Linked DNA regions of Mus musculus: region 2 is linked to region 1. Evidence: chromatin loops called from intact Hi-C (ENCODE). Cell type or tissue: heart. All regions are shown on one strand. Links, peaks and the distances in the headings refer to the core of each region. The heading gives the core; the rest is flanking DNA.

Region 1 (10,779 bases), core at 845-8,844:
TTTTAAAAATATATATTTTACATAAATATGTGTTTTCTTTGACCTTTTGGTATTTTTCTGACATAAGTTCTGGGGAGTCACCAGTTTTACTGCTTCTATATCCTTAGGAATGAGGGACCTTGTAATATGGTAAATGTTGGACTACCTTAGTTGAGTTTTCTTTTTGACTTTCTGAGGTTGGGTGAACACCCTTTAGCACATTCTGAGTCTTAAGGAACTGAGCTACGATTTAGAACAGAAATTATTATTAGGCAATAGTTTGTGTTATCTCTGTCTCTCTCTCTTTTTTCTCCCTAATTCTCTATCTATGTCTCTCTGGCCCCCAGGACACACTGCTTATATAAGGACCAGAGTTAAGATTCCCAACAATCACATGGAAACCTCAGCACTGTCATATGTCCTGTATTATTTTGAAATTGACACTAGGAGTGTTAGCTGGGATCATTGAAGTTTGATGACTACCAGACTAGCTTTAGAATTGGTTTGAGAATCTTAAAGTCATAAAGAATAAGAAAGAGAGTTATGATGAAAGATGGGAAATCAGATGTTTTTCTCTGGCATCCAATAATGGGCATATGGGCAAAAATTTTCCCAGAGAAATGTTCTCTCTCTCACTAACACACACACACACACACACACACACACACACACACACACACACACACACACACAGAAACTCCATGTTTTGTTGAGAATTCTTGACATAGTAATGTGTTGGGATTAAAGGCATGAGCCACCACGTCCGGACATAGTAATGTTTAGAGATGACCTTATTCATCTACATGTTTAATAAACATTTGGGGAAATAGATATCAGTTGATGACCCATCACTATACATTTTTATAAGACAAGTAGCTTTACTTTGAGAAGCAGAGCTCACGTGAAGATATTTAACGTATGCAAAAGAAGAGTTTAAATATTCCTGAGCATCATCTTGTAACAGTAAGTCATTTATTCTTATTTGTATGACTTTTTAAAAGTCTGCAGTCTGTGAACATCCACTTCTGTATTTGTTCGGCACAGCCATCTTTTGGACAGATCACAGGGTACTGAATGAAGAAGCTAGAGAAAGTACCCAGGGAGCTGAAGGGGTTTGTAGCCCCATAGGAGGAGCAACAATATGAACTAACCAGTATCCCCAAAGCTCCCCGGGACTAAACCACGAACCAAAGAAAGCATATGATGGAACTCATGGCTCTAGCTGGATATGTAGCAGAGGATGGCCTAGTCAGTCATCAATGGGAGGAGAGGCCCTTGGTTCTATGGAGGTTATATGCCCCAGTATAGGGAACTGCCAGGGCCAGGAAGTAGGAGTGGGTGGGTTGGTGAGCAGGGGGATGGTGGAAGGGATAAGGGGGCTTTCAGCGGGGGGGTAGGGGGTGGGACTAGGAAAGGGGATAACATTTGAAATGTAAATAAGGAAAATATCAAATAAAAATTGTGCAGTCTGAAATGCCTTGCTAATCTTCTATGAGTAGATTAGCAGAATTACTAGTTTGCCAATATTTGATTTGGAACTTTCATAATATATTCCAGAACTCTGAAAATAAATACTAATTGTAACATATGAGTAATTATCTCCTGAACAGAAACTATAAAGACTTTTTGTTGTTGTTGTTGTTGGTTTTTGTTTGTTTGTTTGTTTGTTTTCGAGACAGGGTTTCTCTATGTAGCCTTGTAGACTCATTCTGTAAACCAGGCTGGCCTCGAACTCAGAAACCCACCTGTCTCTGCCTCCTGGGTGCTGGGATTAAAGGCGTGCCCCACCACCGCCCGGCTAACTATAAAGACTTTTATTGCTTATTTGATCAAGGTCATCACTGGGCATCATTATATATAAGAAGTTAGTAAACAGGCAAACTGCATTACAGGAAACACTCCTGTTTGCTTTGTGTTCAATTAAGCATCACTTAGATTGATAAACTGTGTCCTGGAGACATGTGTGGTCTTAAAATTAGTACATGCCAGTGAAGAGAAAAACCAGCAATTTTACAAGGCCAAGTGATTGTAGGGGCATTCGTGCCTCTCTTTGATTTCCCTGAGTCTTGTGGACTTGGCATTATTTATTTTGAAGGCAGCGAAAAGCACAGGGAGAGTTTTGGTTTATAATGCACAGAGGAAAATCCACATTGGCGCATTTACCCCATCATGTGTAAAAGCAGAAACTGAGCTGGCATCACTGAGCCACAGGAGGACAGCAAGGACTGACTTGCTTTCAACTGGTGATTGGAGTGGCCCCTGTCAACTTGATTCCCACCTCACAGTGGCTGCCGGAGCTAATCCAGAGTGGGGCTTAATGGATGGGATGGTAATATTCAATACCACTGGATCCTGGATATACATAGTTTAGATCAAAAAGAGTAGAGCCTGTCAATACCAAATAATGTAAGCCAGAAAAGTAAATTGCCTTAAAGGGAACATTGAATTTAAAAGTGATATTACATTTCTCTATAGAAACACAGTAAACTCGTTAGCTTCAGGTGATATTCAAGGCTATCCTAGCTAAACTCTTTTAACATTAAACTATAACAAGTATGTGTATAATGATGTGTGTGTGTGTGTGTGTGTGTGTGTGTGTGTGTGTGTGTGTGTGATGTCTCTGTGTATCTATGCTTTTATATTATTATGGCTGTGTTAAATCAAGTAAGAGGAGTGCTGCTAGAAGCTATCAATTCCTGTTCTTCCAAACTGTAGAGCATCTTTCATGTGCCTTTAAAAGATCATTTTCATTCTTCCCTGTATTTTACAAGCACAAAGTTCGCAGCCAATACATTGATCAACTTTGTGTCCCTCAAGGTCAGTCACAGAAGAGACGCGAACATTCTACTGCTTTAGAGGAAAGGGTTTTTCTGTGCAGAGCTGCTTTGCAAAATGTGAGCAGCAGATGCAGAATTAGGAAGAATGAGTAGTTTGCAAGCAGCTGCTGCAGAGGCGGTTTTCTTTTGCGGAAGCAAATTTGACTATCTAAACAGTCCCAATTCTTCATTCTCTGCGTCACTACTATGCCTGTTTTTAACCCATCACATTTTGAATATTTTGGGGGTTTTTAGAAGCTCAAAAACTAGATAAGATGGCAGGAGTTAAAGTGTAGCAAGCATCCAAACCATAAACTGTGTCAATACAATATAGGAAGGCACATGATTTTTCTGAATGGATTCTTTTCTGTTTGTATTGCTTTGTTTTGTTTTGTTTGTTTTTATGCTTTTCTCTCATAGATTACTCTTCTCGAGCCTTCCCACCTTCCCTCTCTGCCAGATCCATCATCCCCCTGTGCCTCCCATCAGGAAAGAGCAGATCTTCCAGGGATATCAACCAAACATATAACAAGCAACAATATGACCAGTCACTTACCATCATATCAAGGCTGGGCAAGGCAACCCAGTAGGAGGAAAAGGGACTCACAAGTAGGAAAAAAATGTCAGGGACAGCCCTGGTTCCCACAGTTTCTACAAGAAAAAGTTATTCAGCCATTTCATGTATAGAGTTGATTATGTGGGCCTTTTGCCTGCGGTGTCCCTGACCCACCTGATTCCTTCAAACCTTCCTAATCCTTCATAGGACTCTATACAATACCCAATGTTTGGCTGTGGGACCATGCATCTGTTCCCATTAGTTTCTGGATAGAGTATCTCTGGTTTCTTTGATAATGACTCTGCAAGGCTACAGGTAAAGAACACTCTGCAAGTAGAACAAACTGTAGGCCAAATGTTTTGTGGTTGGGTTGGTGTCTCAACCTCTCCACTTGAGGTCTTGTCTGGTTGCAGAAGGTGGCATGTTCAGACTCCATATGCATAATTTCTAGAAATTCTTGCTAGGCTTACTCTCATAGAATGCATGGATTTTTAGATTGCACTAGGTTTCCATCTTGTCTCTGAAATGTCCCCATGTCCAATCATTCCCCCTAGTATTTTCTCCCTCCCTGTCCTGTTATCTGATCCCTCCTGTTGATTGCAACCCCACTCTTGATATCTATTCTATTTCCCCTTCCCAGAGAGACATTTGCATCCCCCACTTAGGTCCTCCTTGTTACTTAGCCTCTCTGGGTCTGTGGGCTGTAAAACGATTATATTTTACTTTACAGCTAATAGCCACTTATAAATGAGTATATAGCATATTTGAATTTCTGGGTCAGAGTTACTGATTAGGACAATATTTTTTTTTCCGCATTCCAACCATCTGCCTGCAAATATCATGATACCATTGTTTTTAAAAGCTAAGTAATACTTCATTATGTAAATATAGCACATTTTCTGAATAGATTCTTTAGTCTCATCAAAAGATGTGCCATTTGATCAGAGGTTTACATGTAGGAAGTTCTAAACTTTGTAAAAGTATCCTGAAAGTTTCTGAAAAAAGATAGCATGTGTTCACTCTTACACACAGAAATCATTCTTTTTAGAGTTTCTGTTGTATTGTAATAAAATAAATGCTTCACACATTTGCATGATATTCCATCGGTGTCAAGCACTGGTCTCTTATGCTTCATTCATTGATACATTGGAAGGAGTAGAAGCAATGCTGAGATGTGGTTCTTTCAATACGTATTTTAAGTGAAGAAGAAAATGAATGAATGATCTAATGCATGTTTTAAAATTATTTTTGGGTTAAACTCAATGTGCTGCTCGCTATACAATACATTAGAGTATTATAGAAAAGATGAAATAAATTAAGTAAAATAAACTATAATAAACAATATTTACTCATATATTTCTTATGAGTGATAGGAAGATATGCTGTCATATTATCTTTGGACGCATCACCAGAATGCAAGCCGTAGAAATATTTATTTTCCTGGATATTTGAAGAGAAGTAATTCAGAACAATAAGGATGTTTATTTTGTCTTGATTCTCATGTGTCATGTGTATAATCAGCCTTTTGTAGTAAATAACTCATTAATTAGATTTTAATGTCTCTAAATCCTTCACAGATAATGTTGACTTTTGAATTAATAAATTTGTATGTATTACTCTTTTTTTTTCCCCAATGAGCCACCTAACAGGTTGCTCCTATAAGGAGTGTGGTGACATCTAGTGGTCAGATTCAGCACTGAATTAAAATAGGAAAATTTTGGATATGTGTTGTGTGTGTCTGTGAGTCTGTGCATCTGGGTATGCGACTCACTCTGTGTGTGTCTCTGCATGTTATTCTTGTGTGTGTGACTGTATTGGTGTTTCTATGTGTCTGTGTGTAGCACTTATTTTTGCAATTGCTAAAAACATGAGAATAATGAAAGATTCCTTTCAATAAATAGATGAATGAGGCTGGAAATGTAGATTAGTGGAAGAATACTTGCATACTCTCTGAGAGAGAAAAGTCATCTATTATTTATTTATTATTTATTTATTTATTTAATTTATTTAATACATTGTATGTTCGCCAGTGCATGGCCAAGCCCAGATCCTACCAAATGTGTGACACATTGTCTACTACTGAGGGCAGTTTCTTAAATCATTTCCTACAGAGCAAAAATGGATGTGAGGCAAAAACTTTACTTATCTTACCAATGATGTGTGATAATTAAGCTATTGTAACAGACATATGTGAGAAATCAGAGGAAAATTAACTTAATATTAAAAAAAGATTTAAATGGATCATACTGGAGCTGGAATTGTGGCTCAATGGTTAAGAACCGGTAAGAAGGACACATGCTCCACTATGTTCATAGTAGCCTTATTTATAATAGCCAGAAGCTGGAAAGAACCCAAATGCCCTTCAACAGAGGAATGGATACAGAAAATGTGGTACATTTACACAATGGAGTACTACTTAGCTATTAAAAAGAATGAATTTATGAAATTCTTAGGCAAATGGATGGACCTGGAGGGCATCATCCTGAGTGAAGTAACACAATCACAAAGGAACTCACACAATATGTACTCACTGATAAGTGGATATTAGCCCAGAAACTTAGGATACCCAAGATATAAGACACAATTTGCTAAACGCATGAAACTCAAGAAGAAGGAAGACCAAAGTGTGGACACTTTGCCCCTTCTTAGAATTGGTAACAAAACACCCATGGAAGGAATTACAGAGACAAAGTTTGGAGCTGTGACAAAAGGATGGACCATCTAGAGACTGCCATATCTGGGGATCCATCCCATAATTAGCCTCCAAACGCTGACACCATTGCATACACTAGCAAGATTTTGCTGAAAGGACCCAGATAGAGCTGTCTCTTGTGAGACTAGGCCGGGGCCTAGCAAACACAGAAGTCGATGCTCACAGTCAGCTATTGGATGGATCACAGAGCCCCCAATGGAGGAGCTAGAGAAAGTACCCAAGGAGCTAAAGGGATCTGCAACCCTATAGGTGGAACAACAATATGAACTAACCAGTACCCTGGAGCTCTTGACTCTAGCTGCATATGTAGCAGAAGATGGCCTAGTCGGCCATCACTGGAAAGAGAGGCCCATTGGACTTGCAAACTTTACATGCCTCAGTACAGGGGAATGCCAGGGCCAAAAAGTGGGAGTGGGTGGGTAGGGCAGTGGGGGCGAGGGTATGGGGGACTTTTGGGATAGCATTGGAAATGTAAATGAAATAAATACCTAATAAATAATATTTTAAAAAAAGAATGTGTATCACGTATTCTTCCAGAAGATAGAAGCTTGCTTAGCATCAGGCATGTTGTGTAGTGTTCAACTACCTGTAACATCCTCCTGAGCGTGATCAGAAGGCCCTGGCATCCACAGATATCTGCACTCACACACTTATCACACTTATGCACTTATGCACTGCAATCACTAATCACATATCATCAAAAATCAAACCTTAAATTAAGCTTAAGATATGGTAATTGCAAAGAAATGAACTCACTTGCACTCAGTAAGCCATGATCAATTTAAATGTCAGTGGATGATAAATACTTTTGTAGTTAGTAGTTCTATTCAGAAGTCCATTTTTTCTTTATAAAATATTTGTGTTAGTTTCATAGATTATCAAAATATAAAAATGTTAGACTAAATAGCTTTCTCTTTTTTCCTGTGCATTTTAAAAATAATTTTTTATTTAATCTTTTTAACTTATACTCCTGATTTTATACCCATCCCAGTCCACCCTCTGACTGTTCCACACCCCACCTCTTCTCAATGGCCTGTCTCCAGGAGAATATCTCCAGCTCCCCAACACCCACCTTAGCAGACCTCTCCACTCCCTGGGGCCTCCAGTCTCTTGAGAGTTAGGTGCATCATTTCTGACAGAACCCAGACCAGGCAGTCCTCTGCAATATGTGTGTTGGGGGCCTCATATCAGCTGGTGTATGCTGCCTGGTTGTTGGCTCAGTGTCTGAGAGATCTTACGGGTCCAGTTTAATTGAGACTGCTGGTCCTCCTACAAGGTCGCCCTCCTCCTCAGCTTCTTCCAGCTTTTCCTTAGTTCAGCCATAAGATCACCAGCCTCTGTCCATTGGTTGGGTGAAAATATCTGCATGTGACTCTTTTAGCTGTTTGTTGGGTCGTTCAGAGTTCAGTCATGATAGGTCCCTTTTTGTGAGCTCTTCATACCCTCAGTAATAGTGTCAGGCCTGAGGACCTCCTCTTGAGCTGGATCGGCTTTGGGCCTGTTGTTGGACCTCCTTTTCCTCAGGCTCCTCTCCATTTTCATGCCTGGAGTTTTTTCACACAGGAACATTTTTTTTTTCTTGTACTGAAAGAAATTTTAATTCAAAAGTATGCATGTAGCCATAAATGAGAATTCCATGAAGATGTGGGAATATAACAAAACCTTCTAAAAATCTAACAAAGATTAATTAATCTTAAGCAGTCATTTTTTGCATAATGACTTCTTCAAGCTACAGTAGCTTGCACATAAAATTCTCTCCAAATCATTTTTATGGTTCATTGTTTATTTCTCTTCCTTCATACTAAAATGGAAACTAGTCTACTATCCTAATGTGAGGATCATTGCATTGAATAACTATAATGAAAATTCTGCCTATGATCTATGACTGTCTGCAGTGGGATGAATAATAAAATTAAAAGTTGTATAGAAATATTTTTCCAAGCTAGCTCCTTCTCATTAAATACCTAAATTTGAAATATGATTGCATTTTTTTTTACTAGAAAGGAATCTCCAGTCACAAACCATATAGAACACCAATAAGACATTTTCCTTTCTCTAATTTTTTGTTGCAGTTGACAAAGCTTGTTGGCATTGATAATAGCATTGTGAGATTTTGCTTATAATTTTCTGTTTCAGTTAGAAAGGTTCTCAATTATTAGAGCCATTTCATGATCTTCAATACATTACCTATCTTGAAATACAAATTACCACAAAGCATAAGTTATGCAGGGCCCATTTGCTTGTCTTTTCCTACTTGGGACAGGCATAATGGCAGCTACCAACATTTTATGTCCTATTGTTTGTTTCCTATGAAATAATGAGAATCTTGACTTTTTCTACTAGTCACAAGGCCTTGTCCAAACTGCAGTACTGTCTCTTCTGAGACTATGTTGTGGCCTAGCAAACACAGAAGTGGATGCTCACAGTCAGCTATTGGATGGATCACAGAGCCCCCAATGGAGGAGCAAGAGAAGGTACCCAAGGAGCTGGGGGGATCTGCAACCCTATAGGTGGAACAACAATATGAACTAACCAGTATCCCCTGGAGCTCGTGTCTCTAGCTGCATATGTATAAGAAGATGGCCTTGTTGGCCATCAGTGGAAAGAGAGGCCCATTGGTTGTGCAAACTTTATATGCCTCAGTACAGGGGAACACCAGGGCCAAGAAGTGGAAGTGGGTGGGTTGGGGAGTGAGTAGGAGAGGGTGTGGGGGACTTTTGGGATAGCACTGGAAATGTAAATGAAATGAATACCTAATTAAAAAGAAAAAGAAAAAGCCATAGTCTACCACTCTCAAAGGACCACTCTTAAACTGATACTACATTTTCTCTACTCCTAAGACAAAAACTCCCTGAGGATACCCTGGAAGAAATTCCACAGATAATTTGTAATTCTTAAAGAAAATATCAATTGTACTTTGGATATCCTTGGTCTATGGCCTTTCAAAGAATATGTAATCTCTTTTGATATCAGTGCCTTTAGTGGTAAAGTGTGGGACCTCCTGACAGTTTGTTAATGAATGAAATAAGTTAACTTCTTAATGCTACACTGATTTCAAATATTGTATTAAAAATTGTTGCCATTTCGCCCTTTAGTTTTCTATTGTATTTAACATATTGATATTTATTGAATTTGTGTCAGAAAAGTATTAACTCATACTCTATCTGAATTCTACCTGGTGCCTCTACCAAAGTATGAACGAAGAGGGAAAATATATGATTATAAGTATGTGTGCTTTGTATATAAATACACAGGAAAAAAATCAAAATCATTTCTCAAGAGACTGGTTTAATCCAAATTAAAAAAAAAATAGTATCTCAGAAGCAAAAATTTATACAATGACAAGAAAGAGAGTGCTTTAGGTTGATAGACAGTAAGAGAATGAAATAAGCTAACAGAAACTTAGCAAAGCTTATTAATAAAGATGTAGAAGAAGACCTGCAGTTGCTTCAGTGGAGAACAGTTGTTACCCCAAGAGTTTCTGTGAGATGGGGTTGACCATAATATCTTTCTTCTTTGGAGATCTATGTCCTCTTTAAGGGCAAACAGAGATCGCCTCAAGTACTCCCTTGTATTTGTTTCTTCATGTTCTCTATCCAGCTCTTCTTCATTTTTGTTTCTCATAAATATATTTTGTCACACTTTCCAAATCTATTTCAATTTTTAAACCACAATAGTATTTGTTTTGAATTTATACTGAGTAAGCAAAAGAGTTTAAATCAAGCAGTAACTGAGATGAGCTATGAGTTGGATCTGATGTCACAGGACAATGTATCTGTATAACAGAAGATGCAAACAGAGAGCAGAATATGAATATTAGAGCAAATGTGATCTGCAGCACATAAGGCACATGTATCCTGCTGGATATCTAAATCCTGGGTGTATTTGACTGTTGTCTGGTTACTAATCATTGCTTGTTACTCGGGTGCATCATTCAGATTTATTGTCCTGTCGCTTGGGACTTTATTGGATAAGTAGGCACTGCCATTTTCTAACAGTTCTGCACACTGAATTTTGAGCAGTACATACACCATTGAAGAGGAAAGATTCAGAAATTCCCTCTTAGTCTTCTCACAAGAGCTCCTCTCAACACACTTCACACTTCAAAAGTCTACGAGAGAGACGTTTTTGAGTGTGGACTTTTTCTAAGCAGGACTAGATAGCATCTAGACTGCCTCTTCAACATTTTTACTCATGGCTGCTTTTACTTAAATTTTTATGCTATCCTAGGCATATATAATTATAAAATGAGTATACTAATCAAGCATTCACTGATAATGAATAAAAATTTTTACTTTGCAACTATGCAGTATATAGGAAGATACTTTATAGATAGATGATATTGAATATTCCCTAAAGACCAAACAGGTTTTCATAATAATGAGAGGGATTAGCTACTTTATTTTTTATGCAGAAGAATCAAATATTGATTGAATATTTTATGTTGTAGTACATAAGAAATTTAAATATATTTCAAAGTTCTTTGGTGTCTTGATTTTATAATGATTGAAAATTATAATTTGGCTTTATCTAAACACATATTATATAAGAGAAGAAATGTGTGTTGAGACATTTTAGAACTGGATACAATTTCTGTCCCAATCCTAACTTAAATTCATGTAATTTGTTTTGTTTGCTTGGGCACACTCTCAAGTACCATGTCATCATTTCCCGAGCATTATCTTGAAGGCACGACAGATTGTAGGTTGACGGTT
Region 2 (10,779 bases), core at 1,082-9,081, 300 kb before region 1:
TAGTGTTGGGAAGTAAGCCATCAAAATCAGTGTTGTCTTCAGCAATGTCCTGTCATCACTGGATATGTGTGAAAGTGTTTTTCAGGCTCTTCAAAGCATCTTGGGATATGTGCAACTTCACACAATTGGAGAGAGTTAAATTATTTTAATAGGGAAAGCAATGTCATTGAAGTGGATAAATGATATTTCTTATGATGTGGCAGCAAATCATTGACTTGTGTAAATTATGAAAAGAAACAGTTGACAGGAAAAGAAACAGGGCATTGCAGTAAGGGCATATGAGTGGAGTTGAGCCATCACATGTGGAAGTTAAAAGCATCATCAAAAGGTCTCAGTAAAGCACTTTATTTTATAAACAAATAAATAATAATAAGATATATCATTTGATAGCCCATCTGTAACTAGATCAACTACATCATGTTTCACAAGGTATGATAATCTCGCAGTCTGCCAAGTCCAGTTAGAGCCACAGGAAGCACATTTGTTTTTCTATAATATTACTGGCTGTAGATCAAAAGCTGAAGATACGCTAGGTTGATTTTTCAGTACAAGGTGTAAAAAGCTAAAAACAAATGGACAATGATATATGTATAAGGAAGTCATTAAGAATTTCACAGCCCTTATATTTTAAACTGAGATGGCACTTATTCCCCTATATAAAATTTTACTAAACTATTATCTGGATAGGTACTAGGACATTAACTTTAAAGTTGTCTTAAACTGTGATTGAATGTAAAATGCTTTGTACAATTTGGGAAACCATTACAAATACATAGCAGGCGATTTTATTCCCTATTCCATAAGGTTTCTTGAGAAAATAGGAAGTGATTAGGCCTGGAGAGATGGTTTCAGTGTGTAAGATAATTTGCTAGTTCTTTGTTTGTTTGTTTTTGTTTTTTGTTTGTTTTAAAATTAGGGTCAGAGTCTGGATCCCAAACTATAGCAGGCAGCTCACCACTGGCTGTAACTGTAGCTCCAGGGGTCAGACACCTCTTGTCTTCTTTGTCAATTACACAACAACACACTCACACACACACAAAACAAACATAAATGCAAAATAAGAAATAAAATTATAAGAAGAAAGTTGAATGAAGATATGTAAATTGTTTTCGATTATTGTGGACATGATAAAATATTAATCACACAGACAACCATTGATGCAAATAAAAAATAAGATTAGAAAAAAGTTGAATGAAGACATTCAAATTGTTATAGATTATTATGGACAAGATAAAATATTAACATTTTAACTACTTTGACACATTATTAATGTTGGAATAGGAAGAAATGGCAGTTTTCATTATGTATAGTCAAGTATCCTATCCAAGTAAAATGTATATACACATAAGTAATAAATTACATATATCTTAAACCTCCATAAGCAATATATTGACAATTTCTATGGTCTAGAAAGATTTCTATATACTTTTCCTATCTGCCACAGTCTCCTAATGATCTTTTAATAATTTAGTAGTCTATAATTTTAGTATGAATTTTAAAAGATAGTTTAAACCACACTCACAGTATTCTTTATATATATTTTCATTTTAAGTTAACCATTGGTCACTTTATTCAATATGTCTTCAGAGTTGTTTTGACCATAGCAATAAGTGTGGGAAAATACAAGTAAGAATTGGTTGCATCAGATAAAATCAACTAAATCCTCTTGACGGAAAATGTTAGAACTGCTTAAACATTGATAAAAGTACTCATAATTCTAATTTTTTCACTTACTTTGTGTAAAACATGAAATCCACAACTTATGGCTGGTTCATAGATTACTTTGAGCTATGAAATCAAACTATGCTTGTTATGTTATTTATAGCATGAAACAATTAAATTGTGAGAGGCATGGAAATGTGAGAGAGAGGAGAAAACTGTGTGTTTGCGTATAACCTTTTGTTCTTGACTGCCTGATTATTTCTGCAGGCGGTAGAAAGGATATCACAAATTATTAGTCAGATAATTTATTTTGGAGCTGGCTCAAAATCGTAAAGATAATATACTTTAATTTCATCTCATTTCACCATTGAAATTGTTAAAACTGTAGTCTTGTTAAATGTCGGAAGGTTATAAAGCCTGCTAGTGGGGAAATTCTGCCTATAGTCCAATACTTCTGAGAGCATGCTCAGTGGTTTTAACACTGCTGCAGTTTTATCGTTTCTGAATTTCTCAAGTGCACAGAAGGGAAACTAGTCTCAATAAAGTGAAAAATGGCCCTTAAATGTTAGTAAATATAGCTAGCCAGCCTCTGTAATTTAGACTGAAGGAGAAATTGGTATAACTTGTGAGGAAGGACCTGTTAGTAATCAGAATATATGTGTGATAGTATTAGTTTGTGGCTGGAGCTACAAGATTCCGTTGTTAGTACAATATTTATTTGCTTTTAATATTTAAAACAACACCATTGCTCTGGAATTTATTTTCTCCCTATTATTAAACCCAGAAAAAAAGTTTTACAAGGAAGTACCATCTGACTATAAAGTCATATGGAAACTTTTGGTTAATATATGTATTTTGAACCAACACTTAGAAAATTATTGTATCATTGCAGATGCAAATAAAAATATACAATAGTATTCAATATCAGGGGATAGAGAGATGACTTGGTGGTTAAGAGCACTGGCTACTCATGTAGAGGTCCTGAGTTCAATTCCCAGAAACTACATTGTGGCTCACAAATATCTGTAATGAGATCTGACTCCCTCTTCTGGAGTGTCTGATGACAGCTACAGAGTACTCATATAAATAAATAAATAAATAAATAAATAAATATTTTTGGAAAAAGTAAAAAAAAAAAAAAAAAGAAAGAAAGAAAAGAAATAGCCAATGTCAAACAACACACATTAGAAATCTAAGAAAAATCCCAGAACACATCAAATGTTAACTTACCCATTGGCTCAGGGTAATTTTCCTTTCATTAAATGATGGTCATTGAATATACTTTTGGGGACAAACCTACATAAGTGGAAAAAATTGTAGCTGGACGTATATACCTAACTGATGCCGCTTTTCTTCCAGCATGATTCAGATGACTGTATTTAGTAGACAGTGGGAAGCAATAACACTTCTCTGAAATGGAGACCATTGGGTCTCTCATCAAATACCAAAGTCCAAAGGACAAGTAGTTGCCCTTTTTATTTCTCATTTTCCTGTCATGGAGATATGATAAAAAATATTAAAGGCAACGTATTTCATGAGATTCCTGTAAGAATAAAATGTGATAATGGGTACAGAAACTTACTGGCAAAGTTTAAAGACTGAATTAATTTGAGTGATCATTTCATTGTAGACAGAATGTTTTTATCAGACATATTTAAAAACTGTGGTCACAACATTTCTCCAAATTCTTATGAATATGTCTAGTATTTCCAAAGAAAAGATGAAATGGTTTTAAGAAAAACTTCTAGATGCAGCTTAAACAATCTAGAAATTAATTTTGTGCTCTGCATCACTTTGGATATTTGCTACTGCATTTGCATTTTGGGGAGGTTGAATAGCATACATCATCCTAAATTCCAACTAGTTAATACACAAAGGAGGAGACATGCTTGAAATACTTTTCTATTAAAAGTAATGACTACACGTGATTATTTGAATGAGTCAAGAAAATGATAATGCCTTTTAGTTCTTTACTGTTTTTCTGTAAGAGTATCAATACACTTCTTCATCCTCTGCCCCACAGTTCCTTCCAGTCTCTCTCCTACTGCTCTGCAGATCATGGCTTTTCATTACTTAATTATTATTTTTAAATATACGGATTTATTCACAAACACACACAATCGCACACATACACTCTTCTCAGTCCATTTTGTGTTGCTTGTATCTATTCTTTTTAGGGCTGACCACTTAATATTGGATAACCGATTAACCAATTTGAAGGCTTATCCCTGGAAAAGGTTAATTCTACCTCTCTCTACAGTGTTTAATGCCATAGAATTCTCCATCTAGAGGTAGTGCCCTGTGAGATTCATCCACATACATTGGCATGTCTGTTGGTGTTCTTCAGGTCTTGTTCAGGCAGCCATATACTTGATATTTGCTTGATATGGCTTCCCCCATCATGTCTTGAAGACACGATTTCACTCTTTCTCTGGCCCTTATTCTGGACGCTGTTATTCTGTTTCCTCCCCTGGGATGTTACCTGAGCCTTAGGTGGTTTGCTTGTTTGTTTGTTTGTTTGCCAAAATATGCTATATGCTACTGAATTAAAAACAAAACAATATTTTTGAAAACTTGAGGTTGAGTTTACTTTTAGGCTAGTTTATTTTTTTAAATTTTATTTTGTAATAACGTATCCTAATATAGTAAAAACAACCTATTGCAATGAAATGTTTATTCAGTTATAAAACCTAAAGCAAAAAAATGCCAAAGTAACTTCCTGATCCCAAAGCATATATTTACCCTTGTTTTCTAAACTGGAAATTTTATCAAACCCATTCAATTTTTATAGATAGTTATTTTTTCTAGTTCTATATTTTCTGTGAACTGACTCTTTGACACTGTTCAGTTTGTTTATATTTTCTGAGCTTGAATTAACAACATAATTAAGAGAAACCCCGCAAAATGGCTCGCTGGTAAAGGTGTTTGTGACCAAGTATGACCATCTAACTTAGATTTCCAGAACCCACATGATGGAAGGAAAGAAATGACTTCTAAAAGTTGTTCTCTGGCCACTAAAATACTCAATGGATATATGACATGTTTAAAGGCAATTAAAAGATAGTATAGTGTGGATAACAGTGTAAGGCTTCATATGCCATACACAAAAGCTTTAAGCCACAGCTGAAGTTTATTCAGAGTCCAGGGAACAGGCAAGTATTGGATGTGTAGCAGGAACTAATGCTTCCACACGGCTCAAGACTCTTCACACTCTCCCCATGGTGTAGTTTTTCTCATAAAATCTTTCAGAGGTCAGGCACAGAGTCACATATACCAAAGACCCACTGTCTGTAGGGACGGGTTAGCAAAAGGTCTTACTTTGGGAATGGAATGTCTTGGCGTGTCCATGGATCAGGGATGTTAGAATATTCAGCCAAACCATCTTCGCCGGCACAATGGCAGTTCCTTACTATACACCTGCGTAACCTTTTTAATGATACTTGCTGGCAGACAGGGTTTGGGAAAATTAGAACACTGTTAAGTCTTTTAAAAGTTTTGTTTTCCCCTCTGATCATAGCTTTATTGAATATTTTATTAATTTACATTTCAGATGTTATCCCCTTTCCCGGTTTCCCCTCCATAAATCCCCTATGCCCTCCCTCTTCCCATGCTTCTATGAGGGTGTTCCCCTACTCACCCACCCACTCCCATCTCACCGACCCTGCATTCCCCAACACTGGGGCATGAAGCTTTTACAGGACCAAGGGCCTCTGCACCATTTAATTGAAGGCTCACAGAATGGGACTGGGAACGATACAGTTTTGAGAGCGCTGTAACTGCAGGAACAACTTACACTACACATCAGAGCCCTGAAACAACGTAATCATGCTATCACTTGTAAGTGCCCCGTTAAAGCCAGTCTGGAGCGCTGTGAAGAAATTAGCAGCCCTGTTCCTGTTTGCTATTTATGAGCTGGACGCATTAGTTTCGATTTAAGGGGCCTCTTTTCTGCTGGAGCTCCCCACTGCCTGGCTATAATTGGATAATGCGCTTCCTGCTTAAGAGTAGCAAAAGTTGCTGCTTTCTGAAGTGAATCGATCAAGCTTTTTTTTTTTTTTTTCACCTTCAGCTCTCATCCTCCACCAGTTGAGGGAGCACCAGACCTCTTCACAGGAGACTGGAGGAACCCCCTCCTTCTGGGGCCTCTCCCTAGAAATCTTGTTTCCTCCCAAAGGGACCCAGCCCTAGCCACAGCAGTTCAGTTACAGCCTTGAGTTTTCTTTCAGCAAGAAGTTTCACCACCACAGTGTTAGTCTATTAATGAGAGAGATCAAAAAGGAAAGTTTACTTGGTGTGTACAAGGCAAACAGATTCCCTATTGTGTTTATTTGGGACATTTTGTTAAATGGGTTTGGTAGTTTTCGAAACTAAATGTGAGTACTATTACTGTAATACAAAAGGAGAGTGCTCTCTCTCTCTCTCTCTCTCTCTCTCTCTCTCTCTCTCTCACACACACACACACACACACACACACACACACACGCACAAAGGGATGCCATATGTCCCAGTTGCGACCTACATGGAGAAGGCAGGCTGAATATGTCACACAGTATTATTGTGAGAGGACAGTCGTCAGTTTCCTTTCTGGCAATGAGAATTTTCTCACCCTCAAGACATGCAAATGACTTTTTTCATCTGTTCTTTTTATGTTATTTGCATAATTTTCTCCTGCAAAAGTGAGAGCTGTCAAGAATTAACCATTTGAGGCTTCCACAGTCAGTTCTGTGACCTTTTCCAGAGCCTTAGATCTCTCCTGGGACCTAGTAACTTTGGATGTGGGAGAGTGGAGGATACTGAGAAGTGGGAGAAAGGGGGGATAGTGGAGGAAGAGGATCAGCAGGTATGGAATAATACCTCACTACATTTAAACAATTGCTTCATACTTATTCCCTTGGATAGAAATACCTTTCTTGCTGTTTCTTTCTTCTCATCAGCATTTAATAGAAATGATGTCTCTGTTAGGTGTGATGGACTCTTACGTTACTTTGGGTAACCACATGAATCTTTTTGTTTTGTTTTGTTTTGTTTTGTTTTGTTTTGTTTTTGTTAAGTGTGATACTCATTTCAAATGCTATTTGAAAAAAAAGGTACCGGAGCAGATCTCTGTCTTACATGCATTGGTTTGTAAGCTTGTGTCTGCACGAAACTGCCAGATAGGCTTGTTTAGTGTGAATCCTGTCTTTTTACAAGTCAGAGAGTTGCCCTCTGGAGGGCTGTAATAAACCTTTAAAGTCATTTTAGTTAGACAAAGGTTGATATATGCAGCAAGCTAGGGGCAAAGGCAAATGCAGCGATCTCTTTTATCACGATGCTTTAAACATGTTTCAGGTTTAGGCTTGGCTTACAAATCAGCCCGATCAGTCTAGTAATTGTCTCGCCGCACCTTATATCTAACACGAATGCATCTTCCAACATCCGCTGGAGAAAGCAGATTTGCTGAAGCCCCGCAATGGCTAACACTGTTTCTAATCAGCCTATAAATTATAGTCATAGTTGTAGTTTATCCATCAGGCTGGGAAAGACCAGTTTCCCAAGTGGGCTTGCTTCCTTTTCTGATTCCCAGGAGACCCACAACCTCTCCGCATGCTTTGCCTGCACGCAGGGGGAGCATTGCTTGCTAATCAGGTCAATGAATACCGCCTGGCTCCAGGGACATGACAGGCGTCCATCACAGCAGTTAGGGAGACTGAAAACAGTACAGGTTCACGGAGAAACTCCCGCTAGAAAACATCGCTCAGTCCTAATTTACTCACTGAGAAATCTCCAAGGATTTCAGCTGATCCTTTTTCTCCCTTCAGACAGCGAGGAGCTTGGCATAAACACAGGCAAAGGAGAAGAGCACGCTGCCCCTCTGTGGGTGTTGATTGAAAACTTCGATCTCCTCACCCGTTTATGGTTGATCTGAAGGATTTCTCACTTGATCACCGAGAGTATTTCAATTAAGGTAAGTGCTGCTGCGCCTGACTGGCTGCATCGCGCGGAATCTCTGCACGGGAAAGTTCTTACTGTCTGCCCTGACATTCTGCACTGCAGTAAGTGGCTATCTAAAGCAGGGGAAGGCTTAGTTTTACAAGCAAGTGTCCTGGATGGGAGACTGAATTTGGAGATAATGGCATTTCAGAGGAGTCCTTATCAAATCTGATAGTTCTGCATTTCACAAAAGAAAAATAAAGGGATATACGGGGTGAGGGGGAGATGACTTCATTTTTGCTTCTGTAATACCCGATTAAAAACCTGCAGGATGTCAAGGTAACTTGAATTTGTTTGAAGTTATTCCACGATGTCAGGGATAAAATTGGATTCTTAAAACCTTCTAAGTTTAATTGGGGGCAAAGAAATTTGCAAATAATTTCTGAGATCTTGGTCAGGTCTCTAGTATGTCCCTGAGCTGCCTTTAGATATAAGGATGTGAGACTAAGTCTCTGAGAGTTTAAAAGTGTACATTTAAGAGATGAACTTTAATATAGGGTCTAGCAAATGTTTTTCAGAGAAATGAGCTAGAACATTAATTATTCTATTGACATAATGTGTAGTCCCTATATAAGATAGATGGAATTCGCTTATGAGATAGGTTTTGAAAAGAAAGAAAATATTGCTTTCTGAAATGTTTGCTTTTAGGAAGGTAAATCAAGGTATTATGTTGAATCTTGACTTTTAGGTATATCATTTCTGAAGTTAATTTTGCAATCCACCTATAGTTAATTGAGGCTAGGTTAACGGGTCACACACAGTTTAGGGCAATTATCCACCCACTTTCAAGAAAATAGTCCATCTTATTTCTTCTGAATCCCTTCTCTTCTATTTGTGGAAAGTATCTAGAAAGATCATGGTAAAACTTTTCCCAAAGTTAATTTAATTAGGTAAACTTTCTCCTTTCTCCTTCAATTTATACAAATCAAAACACCCTGATGTATTGTTTGCAGACTATGGTAAATATAATAATGGGAATCACTCTGTTCACCAAATTCACAGAGGATATATTGACTATCACACTGGAAATAAGAGAAAAGAGTCTATGTACCTTATTATTGTGTGGGTCCCTTATTATAAAATTATTTTAAACTAATTAAATACACTATTTAAAATACAGTTTGATTCTGTTGCAGTAGTTTGCATGCTTAGTTATAATAACTAACCTGAAACATTAAAGTGCAAATGATATGTCTACTTGCCTTTTGTATATGATTTATCATGGTACCCCAGATGTGTCTTTAAAGCGAGCACTTACATTTCCCAGATGTTGACTCCAGTTTCCTCCCATGGGTATTTTGAGCTGGAAAGTCTTATAAAATATCACAACACTGTATTAATTCACTATCTTTCTGCAATCCCCATTGGAGCTATTAAGGTCAATGCTGGTGCTATTGGTTTCTACACAGGGACACAATGCTTGTAGAAGTTCTTTAGGCTTATGTTCTTGCTAGTTGTGTTTTCAGTCAAAGCCTGAAAATCTTTGCTATTTCTATTGTACTGTGATGTCTATCTCTTCATTGGGAGAGGGTGGCTTCTCCAATACTTACAGATAACTCTGGAAATCTGTGTTCCTAGTACTGACTATGCAGGGCAACTTAGTTTCTTTCCATCTTTTTTTTTAAGCAAACTAGGTAAAGAGATAAAAAGCACAGGCATATTTGATATGAAATCATCTTTTTGTTGCTAGCATCAGGTCTATAGTCCATGTACTCAGTTTAAACTCATGCTAGATTCAAACTCAATGAAGTTATGTTGGACATTGTGATCAATGAAGTGTATGGCCATCAAATGATAGACACTCTGTGTCCTAATGTATTTACATGTAAACATCTAAACAACTAAAGTCCCAACTCACACAGAGTATTTCCAAAGGATTTTTAATATTGCTATTGTTATTTTCTTATTTTCATTATGGAAACATCTGAGGGAATGGAGACTCTCTTGTGAGCCATTGCACATTAGTAGCTCACGTCCTCAAGATGACTCAGCAGATAAAAGTGTTTGTCACCAAGGCTGAGGGACTCAGCTTCACTCCCATGGCCCAAAATGTTTAATGAGAGAAAAGGTTCCTGCAAATTTTCTTATAACTCCACATGTGCACTGTAGCATGAACACACACAGAGGGAGAGAGACAGACAGAGAGACAGACAGACAGACAAAATGTAACATAATTCAAAGGAAAGCTAGGAACTATTTATTTTAGGCCACAATTATGTTTTACTTTTCTCTTACTATATTATGGCCACCTTTGACATACACATCTATGAACTTTAGGATTCTCAACTTTCACTCATTTGATTGCAATTTATTCCATCTATATCAGAAAATAAGTATTTTATAGGCCATATTCATAGCGCTTTCTAAAAGTGACAGTTGTTGAATCTTCATGAAATTTAGACTTGTACTATATCTTAGTGGTAGATCATTTGCCTAGGATGTGTGAGTCCCTAGTTTCAAATCCTAACTCTCTCTCTCTCTCTCTCTCTCTCTCTCTCTCTCTCCTCTCTTTTACACACCCTCACACATATACATACTCACACTCACAAACTCTTTTCTCTCTCTTACATACCTTCACACATATACATACACAACGACAACCACACACACACACACACACTCACTCACTCACTCATCTAAATCCAAAGCCACTTTTAGGAAACTGAGATTAAAAAGATGATCAGAGGACTTCATACTCAGGCCAAAGAAAACTACATTATTGAACAATATAGATATATTAATTGGAAATGAGTTTGAGAAGGCAAATCAAGCAAGAATAACAGCAAATAGAGTTAAATTTAACAAAGTTTACTTGCTGTTTATAAACTTTTTAAACATTCTCATATGAAGAAATAACATCTATGTGCTCGCTTCGGTAGCACATATACTAAAATTGGAACGATACAGAGAAGATTAGCATGGCCCCTGCGCAAGGATGACACGCAAATTCGTGAAGCATTCCATATTTTTACGCTGACACCATTGCATACCCTAGCAAGATTTTATTGAAAGGACTCAGATGTAGCTATCTCTTGTGAGACTATGCCGGGGCCTAGCAAACACAGAAGTGGATGCTCACAGTCAGCTAATGGATGGATCACAGGGCTCCCAATGGAGGAGCTAGAGAAAGAACTCAAGGAGCTAAAG

The links. A loop is a pair of places that touch in the nucleus more often than their neighbours do. Peaks named below come from ENCODE experiments on the same cell type or tissue, not always from the same donor. Only the 100,000 strongest peaks of a DNase experiment are listed, where the experiment ranks them.
Region 2: a loop joins it to region 1, with 4 times the contacts of the local background. A loop is called at or near these places in 15 of 42 quality-filtered maps.

The regions. Positions count from the first base shown.
Region 1 is chr15:21,402,479-21,413,257 of GRCm38, forward strand. The region is part of intron 3 of Cdh12 (cadherin 12); the gene reads left to right. Among named protein-coding and RNA genes, the nearest start is that of Gm25101, 290 kb to the left of the region's middle. In heart, for the core only: a CTCF peak has its summit at 5,029 (motif pointing left); no DNase peak of the experiment used is centred there.
Region 2 is chr15:21,103,874-21,114,652 of GRCm38, forward strand. It overlaps Cdh12 (cadherin 12), which reads left to right and starts at 7,579. Exons shown (of 12, transcript NM_001008420.2): 1 at 7,579-7,606. Gm25101 (a small nuclear RNA gene) reads left to right here and starts at 10,496; the gene lies at 10,496-10,602. In heart, for the core only: a CTCF peak has its summit at 5,762; no DNase peak of the experiment used is centred there; H3K4me3 peaks cover 1,520 bases.